Regions from separate parts of the Homo sapiens genome. Here all the other regions are linked to region 2. A link is a loop called in an ENCODE intact Hi-C map of the cell type or tissue named here. Cell type or tissue: B cell. All regions are shown on one strand.

Region 1 (5,000 bases), 65 kb after region 2:
TAGAGAACAAGGTCTGTAATCTTAAAAAAGTTAGATATATCTAAATTTGATGGCTGCACGTTTTCTTAGTTTATTATGTATAAACAGTTTATAGTTTATTTCTTAGAGTTTTTGCAAGAATGAGATCCAGTCTTGGACCTCAATCTAAGAAGATTGAGTGTTCTATGTCCTGTGTCTCATTAACTTCTCACCCAAGGATAGAATTGATCCCGGGCTAGGCGCAGTGGCTCATGCCTGTAATCCCAGCACTTTGGGAGGCCGAGGTGGGCAGATGACGAGGTCAGGAGATCGAGACCATCCTGGCTAACATGGTGAAACCCTGTCTCTACTAAAAATACAAAAAATTAGCCAGATGTGGTGGCACACGCCTGTAATCCCAGCTACTCGGGAGGCTGAGGCAGGAGGGGGAGGTTACAATGAGCCAAGATCATGCCACTGCACTCCAGCTTGAGCGACAGAGCAAGACTTTGTCTCAAAAAACAAAAAACAAACAAACAAACAAAAGAATTGATCCCACAATTTGAGGCTAAAGAATATCACGTGAATCCTTATAAAAAGGATATAGGTAAAAACCGTGGTATTACAGTGGTTTCATAATTTCATGTGGATTCTTGGTTCATTTGAGGATAAACTTGAAGGCATGTCACAATGATGCAATATTTTTGGAGATAGTCACTGTTTGAGTTAAACAAACAAAATACATATTTTTATAAAAGATTCTTGGTTCTACTGAAACTTTGAATGGATTAATTTTTCATCATCTCTGTACAAGCTCTGTGATTCATAAGATCTGTTATGGTGTGAAAATGTGTTTATTTGGGCTGTGTGTTATTGAAAAAAATTATCATGATTTAGTTTTATTTCACCTATCCCACCTGTGTATTTTTGTGAGAAAGTGACAAAACTGATATGAAGATTTTTTTTTAAATCAACTCAGCATTTTGACAAGCATCAGTACAGATTTAGCCTTAAGCATTCTCCTTCTAAAGCACTATATCAGTGAAGCATTCTAAAGTAATGAATGAATAAACAAAGCATAAACTATTCTGACTGTCATTTCAATGTCATGGAACTCAATCAGGTTGTAATCCTTTGAAAATTGATCATCTATCTTTAGTTAAGTAAAACAATTCATAAGCAGGACCTGGTACAATGGATGGTACATAATAGGATTTCAATATTTATTGACTATTTTGATAACAGTGATAATAAAAAAGTTTAGTTAAGAACAATATTAATTAACTAGAGTTCTCATTCTTCATTCTAAATAATTCATATGTTACTGCTGGTATTTCATTATACTATGTAAGACGGTGTATTTAAATTTTATAAATAAAAATTAACCTTAATAACCTTGCAAAAAGTTACAGAACATAAATCATTACATTTCATTTAGTCTCATGATTTTGCATTTTCTGCAAATCTTAGGCTGCTCATGAATCTGTAAGATGTCTGGAGTTGTTAACGCATTCTATGAACTGCATTGATTTTGTTCATCTGAGGCGAAAAGTAAAAGTTATAGATTTTTCCCCCCTTTTTGCTTTTAAAGTTGGAGTAGAGATTCACCTCTAATCACAAATGCCTGCTTTCTATTATTATAAGATTAATTATTATAAGATTAGAGTTGGGTCTTTCTGTATAAAGTACTTATTGACCTCAAAATAATGCATTATTTAATACATTTCAGTGCTTAAAGAATTCAAACAGCCTATTTAAGAATTTATTATATTGCTATTTTATCAATAATCAGTACTATTTACTTTTTCTTAGGTGTTGATTTCATCTTGCATTTAAAGGCATGATTTTACTTTCCTTGAACTACAGTTAATTTCATGTCCAAATGCCAAAAAAAGAGAAATCTGCTAAGCAAATAGAAGGAATCAATTATTTTTGTAAAAAGGTTGTTAGCCCTGCTTAGATTATACCAATATAATATAAAATCAATAGGTTTTAGGCAGAATTCGTGAAATATAGATAAAAAATTTTTTTTCCTTGTTGGTAAGTGAACACCTATTTCAGTGCCTCAAATAGGAGTCTGGAAGTACAAATAAAGCCTTTCTCATCATGTGCTCATATCTTTGATTTTACCTTTTCTCCAATTTTTTTTTTATTTTGAAATGGCCTCATTTTGTGGGCATTCTTTACTGTAGTGTAAAACAATAGCTTTTTTAAAATTAAGTACTTCTATTTTATTGTTTGAAACAGCTAGCCAAGGTTTGCAATTGCTTTCATTACCTGATTTCCTTTATCTATAGATCCATCTCTATATCCAACTCTATGTCTCTCAAGTAGTCCACAAAACAATGAATCCTACATTTAATAAAAACATTAAAATATCCACCAGTAATTTATTTATATTAGCTTCCTTTTTCTTTCTGATTAAATTACTGTAGTTCTTAACTGCCTGAATGTGATTCCAAAAAACTAAAGATGTTTCTTATTACTAATTTTTTCATAGATTGAACTTCACCAACTTAAAATCTACTGCAGTGCAAACCTCATAGCTCAAGAAACATGTTGTGAAATATCAGATACTAAGGTAAGTTAATTTTCTTTGCATATGAAGAATGAAGAACGCCAATTATCTTTTAGTGGCATAGTTTGTAGAGTCCAAATGTAGGGTAGCACTGAGTGTGTTCTGTTGAAGCCAGGTGGGTAATTTATTCCTAGTAAGGAAGCATTCATAGTGCTTTCTCATGGTTACTTTCAACAGTTTTAATCCCAGCATTTCACCCTTAATTTTGAGGGTAATATATACTCACTTTGAACTCAGTATAACTTAAAGTTATGCCTTTCTTCCTAAACTATGTTCTGACAGCAGCATCATTTCCAGTTACAGAAGTTTTAAATCTGTGATCATACTTTATTCTCACTCATTTTCCTTTTCTACCCTGTCACCCATCCTGGCTAGCTTTCCTTTGACATAGACTTTTCATCCTTATCTTCCATTTTCCTGTTACTGCCAAAGTGTACATTTACCTCGTGTCTGGGATATCAATCATTATTGGATCAACTGCCTTCCCTATGTCCTGCCCCTTTGCTTTGCAGCATAACCAGAATAAGTCTGAGTCACTGCTTTGTATATTCATTCACTCTCTTCCAGCAAACACTTTATTCAGAAACACTGACCTTCTAAACACTGTGCTAAGGAACAGGGCTAACAAACATGATTAAGGCACATTCCCTGCCCTCTCTTCATGTCTTTCTCTTAAGTGACTCCTGTTGGAAGTGAAATATAAATGCAGTTTCTCAGCCTCTCATTCTAAATATTCCCAACCTAACCATACAACTGTTACTTACTTATACCAATCTTTCATTACAAGAAAAATACTAAATTCAATACTTTCTGTATCTCTCAGTGTAATGGCCGTGTGTGCTATCTTATATTACTAGGTGTAACTATATTTGTTTTTAAATTGATTTAAGTACAATTCAGACTCAGTAAGGGAAGTTTTACCTTGATAAACTTTTTTATTCCTAATGCTTCATTTGGAAAAAGTAGACAATCATTGTTTGATTTATTGACTTACCAATTACTAAAAAAGATAAATGGGACAGAAAGATATTCAAAGGGGACTGGTTCTAAAAAAAAGTACAGAAAGAGCATATGAAAAGTGCAAGTAAAAGGTGAAAATGTCTTTTCTTTGGATCTTAGATTTCATAAATGTTCTATACTTGCCATAGAAAATTATATGAAAATTTTATCAACAATTTATGATTCAAAAATATTTTTGACTTTTGTAGCTCACTTTGGGTAGTGAAATAAGAATGTGACCAAAGCATAGCTTAAAGCATAGCTTTAGTGACTTAAAGCATAGCTAAGTCTTTCAAGTATTATATGTTTTGCTTTTGTAACTTGGCTTTATAAAGCATATCTCCAATCCACTTCATGTATCTCATTCCAAGTAAAATGCCAGCCAGCCAAATATCTTTCTATAAATATCTGAAAAGATAATTTAGAATGCCAATCTACAGACTTGAAATACCTAGACTTCCTGGAGCTACACATTTAAATCTTAAAGATGTTAATTCCCCCAAAATTTTGTTTTTAATTATGCTTTTTTGATGTCAGAGTTTTTAAAGTAATAACTTTCTCTGGTTGTAAAGTAATATAATGATATTTTGATATATCTGAATATTATATAATTAGCCAGTAATCACTGCCCTTTATCATTATATTAATGTAATAGAAACTTTCCACCTGATTTATGAGGAAATTGTTTAAGAAGTATAGGTGATGAATTGGGTGGAATGGTTGGTAATTCAAAGCAGTGACATGATCTCACACATTATGAACAAAAGATTTTTAAATCATATTTTGAAAAGATTATTTGGGAGTTAGTTTTAAAGAATAGAACACAAGGTAGGAATTTATCTCTGACTATGGAAAAAATAAGGAAAGACTGTATTTTTGCTGACAATTATTTGGAGGGGATATCACCATTCATTTAATGACTAACAAAAAATAGAAACATACTACATTTTATGAATAGGAATGTACAGTTGGAAGGATAAATAATTATATAAAAGCCATTTAAATGCATCTGCTCTACTTCCAATACGAATTGTATTTATTTTCTTTTTTGTTGCAAAATGTTTTGAACTCAGAAATTTTTAATGTAGTTGCTTAAATATCTAATTTTGTCCTGGAATTTCAAATCACACATGTTTTCTGGTTGTCAATATTTTATAAAGCATTTCAAAGGCAACATTTTTTAAAGATCACCTATAAAGATGCTTCTTTGTTTCTATTGGATTTTCAGTTTCTAAAGTAGTTAAGTTTCATGACTCTAGATATAAAAAGAATGAAGAACAAATATTAAGAGAAGGATGAAATCAGTAACATTTGTTGAAAATAAATGAGAAATGTGGTTAAATTTTTAAGGGCTAATACTGAATATGTGTCAAATCAAAACCAGAGGTTTTACGAGGAGAAGAGTCCTTACTTGTATGTTTGGTGTTGCCTCTAGGCACTTTTTGTGGAGTGTGGACAGGTTTAT
Region 2 (5,000 bases):
TGCTCTTAGTTCAATTCATTAGTGATGGCAAGGTATATAAAGTAAAATTGCTTAGAGAAAGAAAAAAATCAAATGGGATAATACTTCAAAAAAATAGAGACTGATCACCAAAAGTCTAATGAAGGTTTGTGAATCATGTTTTTCAAATGGCCATTTGAGTAGCGTGACTCATGCAATATCCTCCCTCCTTGGCCTCTTTCCACAGTCAGCCAAAAATTAGTGATGAAAATCATATGAGAAGGAAATGTATCAAGTGGTTTTAAATCCTGACATAGAAACATGGTTTGCATCACCATGAATGCCGAACTCTAAAACTGCAGGTATCTTGATTAGGTTGAGAGAGAAGTTTAAAAATCACAAGTGATACTTTAATGGTTTCACTCCAATGAAGTGGAAAGGAGCTATCTTTTAACATTTTTCTTAACATCTTTATTTTTTGCCTGCCTGATTTTATTTATTCCTTGATCTGTGAGCTCTGATATGTGAAGTGTATTTCTATGGTTCTAAGGTAACTTTTAAGCTTGATGATTTTCACCATTGTGGATCAATAATATAATTTATCCTATTTCTCCCACTGTGGCAATACTGAAATAAAAATGTAAAACCAGTTTATCTGTTTTCTAATGCCTGGTTTACTCTTCTGAATTCTATAAATCATTCTGTTTTTCATATATACACATACATATGCATACACTATATGTATACATATAAATTTACTATATATGTATATATACCTACAAATATATATGCCTACAAGTATCCATATATACCTCCTATATATGTATATAAACCTACTATATATGCCTACAAATATATATATACTCTCTCTACACACACATACATGCACCTACACAGAAATCTGCAGGAAAATGACACTTTCACATATTCAAAGGGATCCCAAAAGAGTTCAAAAGCCAAGATTGGAAGCACCAACCCATGGAAAGATGTATTTAAAATCACAAAATACTTCTGTGGACACTGAGAAAAACCAAGCCACACAAACGTTTACATATGAGCGTGATTAGAAGGTGGGCAGACTGCCTTAATCAACTTTATATAAACTCTTGACATAAAAGTGAAAAAATGAAACATAAATGATATATTTTCTTAGCTCAACCGTTAAAAAGCCAATTACCTACTCGTGAACGTTTGCCACATACAATAATACTTTGAAGACACTTCATGATCAGAAGTGAGAAACTCTAGGCATTTGCATCCAACCGTCATTTTATCTGTGAAACTGCTAGTAAAACATAAACCTGAAAGGCATTACTCCCAGCTCTAAGGCGACATCGCTGTCATTAAAGAAAACCTGTGCCTGAGTTGGCTGAGTACCTTCTTGCAGAGTCCTCTGTCCTCGCGGAGTGGGAGGGTCACACTGGGAGAGACTAATAAGGGCAGAGATGCGTCCCCCTTCCCCACTCGCAGGGAGCTCACTCCTCGGCGGTGCCGCAGCCCTGTCCGGACTCCACTGCGCCTCTGAGGGGCTCAAATACGAATTCAAGGTAAGCTGCGCGGCTTTGCGACCGGCTCTGCACTTGCCCTCTCACACATGCCCGGGCTATGTCATCTGCTCGTGTTCCTAGTTATCTGTGTGCATCTGCTTTTCAAGAAAATGTAAAAACTGTGCTACACATGGAAATATGTTTAGGTGGATAAATAATGCACACCTGCATACGTTTCCATAGGGGCCTTAAGGATGGGACCAAAAACGTTTGGCAGGAGACGGCCACTCTCATGTGGTACATACCATGTAGTTCGTGTTCCTATGTTCACATGATGCAGGCTTCATGCGTTACACCTAAGTTCTAGGTGGTTTTTCTGGCTATGTGTGTCTGTGAAGCGGAACTATGGAGCACTGCTGATGCGGGTAGGGACAGACATCAAATACATTACAAAAAAAATGGGGGGTTAAAGGAGTAAAACAAACTCACTATCAATTCATGCCGTTAGAGCGCTTTTTTTTTTTTTTTTTGACGGTGTTAGCCCTGGAAGCGAGGCAGCCAGTTAAGCGGCGTAAGCTAAGAGACGCGGGGTTCCGGTGCGGTGCCCTCCGGCCCGGGGTTACCTACTCCACATGTGGGTGTTTTTCCCAAGTGCGGCTTCTGGGGGGCGGCGCGGGCGCGGGCGGGGATTCCCGGACTCCAGCCCCACCACGTTCCGGAGCGTCCGGCCCTGTTCCTTAATTACCCTGCAGCATGCGCAGCGCGGTCGGCCACAGCGCCGCCGCCGTCCCCGCAGTCCTCCCTGCAGCCACCGCCGCCGCCGCCGGAACGTCCCAGTCGCGGCGCGAGGAAGACGCGGCCCCAGCCTCTGCCGCCTCCGCTGTCAGAGTCCCGAGGCCACCGCCGAGAGCGCGCCGGCGCCGCAGCCACAGCGGCCGAGAACCAGGAGGCGGCGCCGGGCGGCCCAGCTAGGGCGCTGCAGGGTCGCGAGGAAGTTTGTTGGCCCGGAACCAAGCACGCCGTCGGGCACGCTAGCTCCCCGAGAGCAGGCGGGCGCGTAAGCGAACCCCCTTAGAGGTTACGGAGGGAGCGGGAAGCCGGCAAGAGGGTGGGCAGAGGAGCTGGGGGACAGGCGGGTGCCACAGGAGCCCCCGAGGAGCTTCATTTGATGAGAAGGTGAAGAGGCAGAGGGGACCAGCGTGCCTTGTCAGCCTCAGGGGACAGTGGGCTGGAGAGCAAAAAGAGGAGGGCCCAGAATGCTGATAATAAGTAGTTTTAATAGAACAATCCGTGAATAGAGGCAAGAGAGTGATCATCGGCCACAGCTTGAGATTGGGAGATGGAAGAGTAAGGGAAATAAATTGCGCCACCTCCCTCAATCCCCAATTCCAAGACGACTCAGTCCCATCTTCTGCTTGGATAAGTCTGAGGAGGATTAAGATGTGAGGATAATCACTCTGCTGTAGGGGAATTTACATCTGCCTGTTAATGGAGGAGATGAAACAAACGCACACCAGTATCTATTTTCAACCACCACCCCTCCCCAAAAAGGAGAGAACACCAATGCCTCCCCCTCTGCCCGAATCAAACACTGCTATAATTCTTTAGGAGACTAAAGGGAAAAAAAAAAAAGAAAGAAAAGAGCCCCTGCTCGTATGTGGGGTCTTGGCATCTCCTTGTTTTTGAGTGGTGGGAAACTTGCAGGACCCTCTCTAAGTAGAGAGATCTTTGATATGGGCCTGCAAAGCTGAGATATTTAGGTATTCCAGTGGTGAAAAACATGCATAAATGCCCCTTCCTGAGGAGGGCTGACAGGGTTTTTGTGTAGGAATATCTCTTCAGGATGAAAAAGAGGAGGGTGACCCCCAGAGGCAGAAAATTTATGCTCTCTCTAGGGGATAGAAAGTGGAGAAAGTAACTGTCAGGTGCTTCCGTTAGGTTTTGTCCTACCTGAGCTCTCTAAGTGCTAAGGGACCTAAATGGGGTTTCCTGGGAAAGGAGGGAGACAGTATGGCAAAAGAGCAGGAAAGTGAACCTGAAACTGAAATGGACAGGACTAAGAAAGAGCAAAAAGGTGAAAGAAACCCAAATGTGATTATTACCACAATTGGGACATCATCTCTATATCTGAATCATTCTCATCCTAGAAAACCATCCAAAACAGATGGGAACTGTTGGTATTTTCCAAAAATGGAAAATTTCCATCTACTTTCTGGTCCTCCAGTTTAATCTCTCCTGCTGCAATTTTAGTTTATTTTCTCCAGCAGGCAGAAATGCCAATGTGGGTACACAGAGTCAATGGTTCTAGAGGCGGAAGAAGATATGAAGTTAGAAACCATGGTAGTGTGACTAAGAGGCATCACAAATGAAAATTCAATTGAAGTATGAAAAATAAACTGAAATGCAAGGAAGTAGGGCTATAGATATGCTAATATATAACCCTGAAAAGATGCTGGAAAAAAAAAAAACCCAGAATGAATAGGACCAGAATTGAGTCATCTGAGGCAGGCCACATTGAGGATGTACATCTTAAACAGGCAGAGAATAACTAGCTTAGCAGAAGAGATCCAGCAGGGAGGGCATTCCAGCCAGAAGAAATTGCATGTGTGAAGGCTTAGAGGTAGGAGCAAACAGTCATGTGCCTGGTAAGACAGAAAATCCAAGCGGGGTGAAATCTGAGATGAGTAGAGCAGATAGCACCTGCCAAGGAGAGATTGGAAAGGACTGGCTAAGAAGCAATAGGCTTTTTAGGGTGTTATTTTGTAAGCCAATAATAAAATAATCAGGTGAGCAAGTTGCATATTAAATTCGATAGAAATATGATGTATGCAGAGTGGACTATTAGGCCTCTCTTATCTATGCATACGTTATGAAGCACAAAGGATTTCTGACCTCCTCTTTTTAAGAGAAATCAAAAGTAATTGTGAAATTTTAAGATTATTAGATCAGAAAACCAGTAGAGCCCTTCAAATTGAAAAAAAATGGGAAAAAGGATGAATTTGAAAATACGGCCATATATTATATATTAATTTAAGATGATATTGGATCATTGATATAGATATATCTGTGGAACACAACAGAGCAAGAGAATTGTAATCAGAAAAAAATGTAGGTCAGTTGTGATGGTTGAAATTGAGAATGGTACCGGAAAAGTTGATGGAAACAAATCATAGTTCAGAGAAGTGAGTCGGTAAAACAGACAAGTTGATGAGAATGGAGAGAATAGGTTAAGTGTGCTCAAAGGGAATCCCAGGTTTGAGACCCTCTGGAATGTAGACACTAGTTTGGAAGTAACAGAAGTAATAACAAAACTGAGGAAATGTAATAGAGTTGGACATATTTCAAAGTAGTACAAACATTAGGAACTAGGGAGTATGCTTTCTGTGGAGGCAGAGAGCAACTTCAATAGTACTATTTTTTTGTCCCACTAAGTAACTGAAATTATGTTCACTGAGCTTTCTTTTAGTAATTTTTACTCTATTTCTCCATCATTCTTTTCTTTATGCCCATCATTCTACAGATGTTAAGCCCATACCTGTCTATATTACTTAATGG
Region 3 (5,000 bases), 120 kb after region 2:
TCCTTGGGGACATTTTAGCCATTAGTCTTCTATCATTGAGTGTTTGAATGTTGCTCGGGAGTTATCTGAGATTAGCCAGCCTAAAACCTATTTCCATAGGAGATTGATAATTTTCTTCATTTTAAAGAAATAATTAATGCAAATGTAATAACCAAATGTGTAATTTAAGAGCTGCATTTAAGAACTGGTAACATTTGAAGAAAAAACATTAGGTTTAATTTGGGTAGGTTCAAAATGTCTCCCTACCCACTTGTAGTTGGGATCAGAATACAAAGTACACCTCAAAACATGTCTTTTAAGGGAAGAATTGTTTCCTTGGGTAAGATAAAACTTGAAACTGAATTCCTCACTATTGAAATTTTAATAGTACAAGGTTAAAAATGGCATTCAATATGAGTTTTGTTGTGTGGGATGGTTTTGGAATCTTTAACTGAATAATTCCATTTGTTTAAGTAGTGAGGTACTAACTTTCAGAGGAAGAGACTTTAAGAGAATCAGTTGAAAATGACTAATGCCAAACATGAAAGCAGCATCATCATTTCTTTACTCATTCCTCAGAAGAGAAACACCCTTACTGCCATCCAGAGGTCTATGGTCCAGTGGCGAGTTCAGCAACATTAGCAAAGGGGGTGAAGGATGAGAGATGACTCAGAGACTTTTCAGTCAGGTCTATTGAAGAGATAGCTTAATCAGGAAAATTAGGACCACTTTAAAATGAGTATCAAGAGTGGAAAGTAGAGACATGCTAATAAGAAGATAGGACTTCTGAAAAAAAAAGTAGCTGAGTATATATGCAAACAGCCAGGACCCTGGAACCTAAGTTTCCTTCACCATTACTGAACGTTTTCAAAAATTCCTTAAACTTCTATTTCTTTGTCTAAAAAACTGTGAAAATTTTCCTTATTTCAAAACTTTGCTCAGAAATGTCTCTCCTGAGAGTCTTTGAAAGTTTAGGGCATTTAAAAATGCATATTATTAATTTTACTGAGTTAATAGCCATTATAGTCTAGTAGTGTGTGTAATATATATCAGGGGACATCTTAAAAGGCATATTATCATAAAATGCATATTTAAGGACTTTCCACCTACATAAATTGAACTTAATAGATTATAACAAGTCTAGTGGGCCCATTAGGGTCTTTGGAAAATACAGTTCAGGGCCTTGTTAAAACATATATTCTTCATGTCATATTCTACTTAAGGAGCTTGCTTCAGTAACCTAGAATTTGAATATGTTTGTCTTGCTTAGTCATGAAAAATGAAAATAAAGAACTCTTTCTTTTTCAGTAAGACAGTCTACAAAGTCAGGAAGAAAGCAAATTTTGCCGCTAATTACATTGTTTTTAGTTTCAAATAACATACATAGAAAAGTGTCAATTAAAATAATAGCTGCCAGTAAAATGTTAAATGACTTACACGTTTTATATATATATATATATATATATATATATATACACACACACATATATATATATTAATCCTCCTTTTATAAGTCAGAAATGTGAGGGATTATATGTTTCAGTTTAAGCTGAGGTTATTGATTGTTAGTTACCAATGGATATACTTCAATGAGAAGCATTGGGTATAAATTATGTCCAGTGTTTCTCATAACGTGATCTGAAAAACCACCTACATCACAATCTCGTGGGTGCTTAAAATGCCTGTTTCTGAGCCTCATTCCTGATCCCCTGGATCAGAAGTCTAGGCATGTGCCTTGGGAATTTGCATTTTAATAAACTCTCTTAGAGATGGTTGCATAACAACTAAAGTTTGAGAGCAGTTATTTTAATGTGCAAACCTATACACATAATGTACTAAATATGTGAAGCCCTATCTAGAACGAACTTCTGGGCATATATACTTTGACCGCAGAGTTTATACTACAATTCCTTAAACTTTCTTCAAGTAATGCTTATTTTGAAACCAGTTCTGGTCTCCAGTGCCCAACTTGGTCTTATTTAGAAAGCCACTGAGCTTTCTGGCTCTAAGACTGAGACATGGAGCTCTAACTTTGTAGCTGCAATTGGAAAATGCATTAATAAGATATTTGAGTGCAATTGCCCATTAGAAATTCTATTTCTAAGATTTTGGATACTTTTTGTATTTTGTTTCATTTTGTGTTGTGTTGTGTTGTGTTGTTTGAGACAGTCTCACTCTGTCACCCGGGCTGGAGTGCAGCAGAGAAAACACAGCTCACTGCAGCCTTGACCTCTTGGGCTCAAGAGATCCTCCCACCTCAGCCTCCCGAGTAGCTGGGACTACAGGCATGACTTTTGATATTCCTTAAAAATCTTTTTTTGTTGTTGTTCAAAATCAAGAGGCATCATCCCAAAGGTGTCCACTCAAGGCCTATGGATATTCAGCAATGATAACTGACTCTTATCTGCAGCACATCACTAGCTACACCAACACAAAACAAAACACAGCAAAATAAAATCCTTCTGTCATGTTCATTTATCCTACAGTCTTCCTCAAAGTGGAATTATAAAAAATGGAATTTTATTATTTACTAATAACTCTATGTCTAAATTTGTTTTTCCTGTTTTCTCATTTTACAAGTGCAAACATTATCCTCTTGACTCAGTGAAAATTAGACTTATTCTTGACCCAGACATACGGCTATACTGAAGGAAAATTCATCATTGGCTACTGAGAAGGATCAACTCTGATAGCTGAAATAAATTTGAAACAAATCTCACACTAGAGACTTGAAAGTCCTTAAAACGATTGCTTGGTTTCACAAACAACACTGTGTTTTTAACATATAGAATCGGCTAGAGGTCCTTATGTGCTTGTGAAATTTTCCAAATGTGAAAGACATAAGCACCACCGTTTGTATCACAGCTCTTTCTTTCACTGGCTTCTAGGACTTGAATCTAACAAAATACCTCCCAGCTGTGCTTAACTGCCTTGTGGGGTTGGTTCTTGATTGTTGGTAAGGATTCCCTGCCATGCTTACTTGGGAGCCTCCTAACATTCTTCCTTCTCCTGGAGAGAGCCCCTAATGGAATGGAGTTCTTAATACCAGAAAATTGCCTAGAAAATTTACTCAAGTAGTGGGCTTTCTCAACCCAGGGTTACAGTAAAAGGGAAATGTGAAAAGTTTAGAATTAAGTATGAACATCTAGTTCTGACATGGGAGGAATAAACTGAGTACAGCATGTAAGAAAGATAATTATTTGGACCCTTAAAGCTTTAAACCAAATACTCTGACTCATACAGGTTCTGGAAAAGACTCAAAAATGGTTCACTATTGACCCTGCTGTAAGAAACAGATCTTTATTTTGTTTTTTAAAGAAGTTTTAAACACCAGATTCGAAATGACTTAAATATGCAAAAGTGCAGCATTATTACCATTTTCTTTCCCCATTCTTATATGTTCATTCTCTAACTGCAGCCTCATCAGTGGTTTACTACACCAAAGGCAGTGAAAAGGTTACATGTCATTTCCTGTACTCCTCATATTCACTAGATTTGACTATAAATTCCATAGTGAATTACAGCACCACCATTATTAAAGTAATATAGGCCAAAAGATAAGCATTACTTAGTGTGCTTAGTGCTTAGGATTTTGCATGAAGTATCTGAAAAGGGTCTTCTGCCCTCCACCATATGTGGGCTTTTAATAGTTGGCTTTTCCTTATTAGTTCCCAGATGAGAAATTAATAAAACAAATGATCGTTGCTACTGATAAATAAATGCTATACCGGAATCATTTGGGAAATCACTACTGCTTATGAAAAGACTTCTAGCACCTCTTATACCTTTCCATGTATCAGACAAGAAAGTTTACTGAGTTCTGTGCTAGATGCTCTGGTGGAATAAAAAGGAACTAGAAAACAACACCCACGTGTTAAGAGACTGATAATACCGTTGGAGATTCAAAACAAACCTCTTCCCCTCCTCCCTCAGCAGTCTCAACTTGTCTTATCAGTTCAATCATCATCTCTCAAGAGGATGGTTCCTAAATCTATAACCTAAACCTGATATCTTTCCTGGAGTCTGGTCTACTTTACCCAACTACCTGTTAGACATCTCCTCCTGGATGTCCCATTTATTCCTTTGGTTCAGCATGTTCAAAACAAAACCCTTCTGCTTTCCTTTCACATCTGCTTTTCTTCCTGCATTTGCTCTTTTCTATTTGTGCTGATAACATCACCATCCTTCTGGGCTTTGCACAGGTCTGAAACCTGTAATTTTTATGAACTCTTGCTTCTCCCCTCTTTTCCTGTCACATCTCATTTCTCATAGCCGCCCTTCTTTTTCAGCCCCATGGCATTTCCCTAAGTTCTGGCTTTCCTTGCCTTTGCCTAGATTGTTGGAATAGGTTTCTAAGTAAATTACATACCGCTAAGTTTTTTACCCACTAATTTTTTCCTACATAACTAGCTCCATTACTCTCCAAAAAGTACAATGCCGGGGTTCTACTCAAAAAGAGTCAGTGCCTCCTCAATGGCTAAAAGAGCATGTCCAGACATCCCTAACTTGCCCTTCGTGGTTTCTACAACCTGATTCTGCCTGCCTTTCCAATTTAGTTTCATAGAATTTTCCTTTTTCGGAATCCTGTGCTTTACCTAAAGCAAGTAACTTGCTAATCCATATATTTGTGCCTTTTCTTTTACTTTTCCCTTGTTCTAGAATAACGTCCCTCTATTTCTTTTGATGTAGATCAAGCTTGTCCCAACCACGGCCTAGAACAGCTTTGAATGTGACTCAACACAAATTCGTAAACTAACATAATGAGAGTTTTTTACTTTTTTTTTTTTTTTTGCTCATCAGCTATTGTTAGTGTTAGTGTATTTTATGTGTGGCCCAAGATAATTCTTCTTCCAATGTGGCCCAGGGAAGGCAAAAGATTGGACACCACTGATCTAGATCCTACCTAAAACATGGAAACTTGCTCAATAGCCACAGAATTAGACTAAAATTTAAGAGCCAATTTCTAGAACAGAATGGTCTAGGTTCAAACCCTGGCTCTCCCACTTTACTATGTCAAAATA

What was found. Peaks named below come from ENCODE experiments on the same cell type or tissue, not always from the same donor. Only the 100,000 strongest peaks of a DNase experiment are listed, where the experiment ranks them.
Region 1: it touches region 2 in a loop (2.5-fold over the local background); 4 of 110 quality-filtered maps call a loop at or near these places.
Region 3: a loop joins it to region 2, with 1.9 times the contacts of the local background. A loop is called at or near these places in 4 of 110 quality-filtered maps.

Annotation. Positions count from the first base shown.
Region 1 is chr6:69,930,325-69,935,324 of GRCh38, forward strand. COL19A1 (collagen type XIX alpha 1 chain) reads left to right here. Exons shown (of 51, transcript NM_001858.6): 7 at 2,459-2,539. Among named protein-coding and RNA genes, the nearest start is that of COL19A1, 66 kb to the left of the region's middle. In B cell, no CTCF peak of the experiment used is centred here; no DNase peak of the experiment used is centred here; H3K27ac peaks cover 2,201 bases.
Region 2 is chr6:69,865,136-69,870,135 of GRCh38, forward strand. It overlaps COL19A1 (collagen type XIX alpha 1 chain), which reads left to right and starts at 1,421. Exons shown (of 51, transcript NM_001858.6): 1 at 1,421-1,505. RefSeq lists silencers at 2,059-2,108, 2,329-2,378, 2,389-2,458. In B cell, CTCF peaks have their summits at 2,374 (motif pointing right) and 2,579; DNase peaks (open chromatin) are centred at 1,476, 1,656, 2,276 and 3,346; H3K4me3 peaks cover 4,745 bases; H3K27ac peaks cover 4,962 bases.
Region 3 is chr6:69,984,800-69,989,799 of GRCh38, forward strand. The region is part of intron 11 of COL19A1 (collagen type XIX alpha 1 chain); the gene reads left to right. Among named protein-coding and RNA genes, the nearest start is that of COL19A1, 120 kb to the left of the region's middle. In B cell, no CTCF peak of the experiment used is centred here; no DNase peak of the experiment used is centred here; H3K27ac peaks cover 2,416 bases.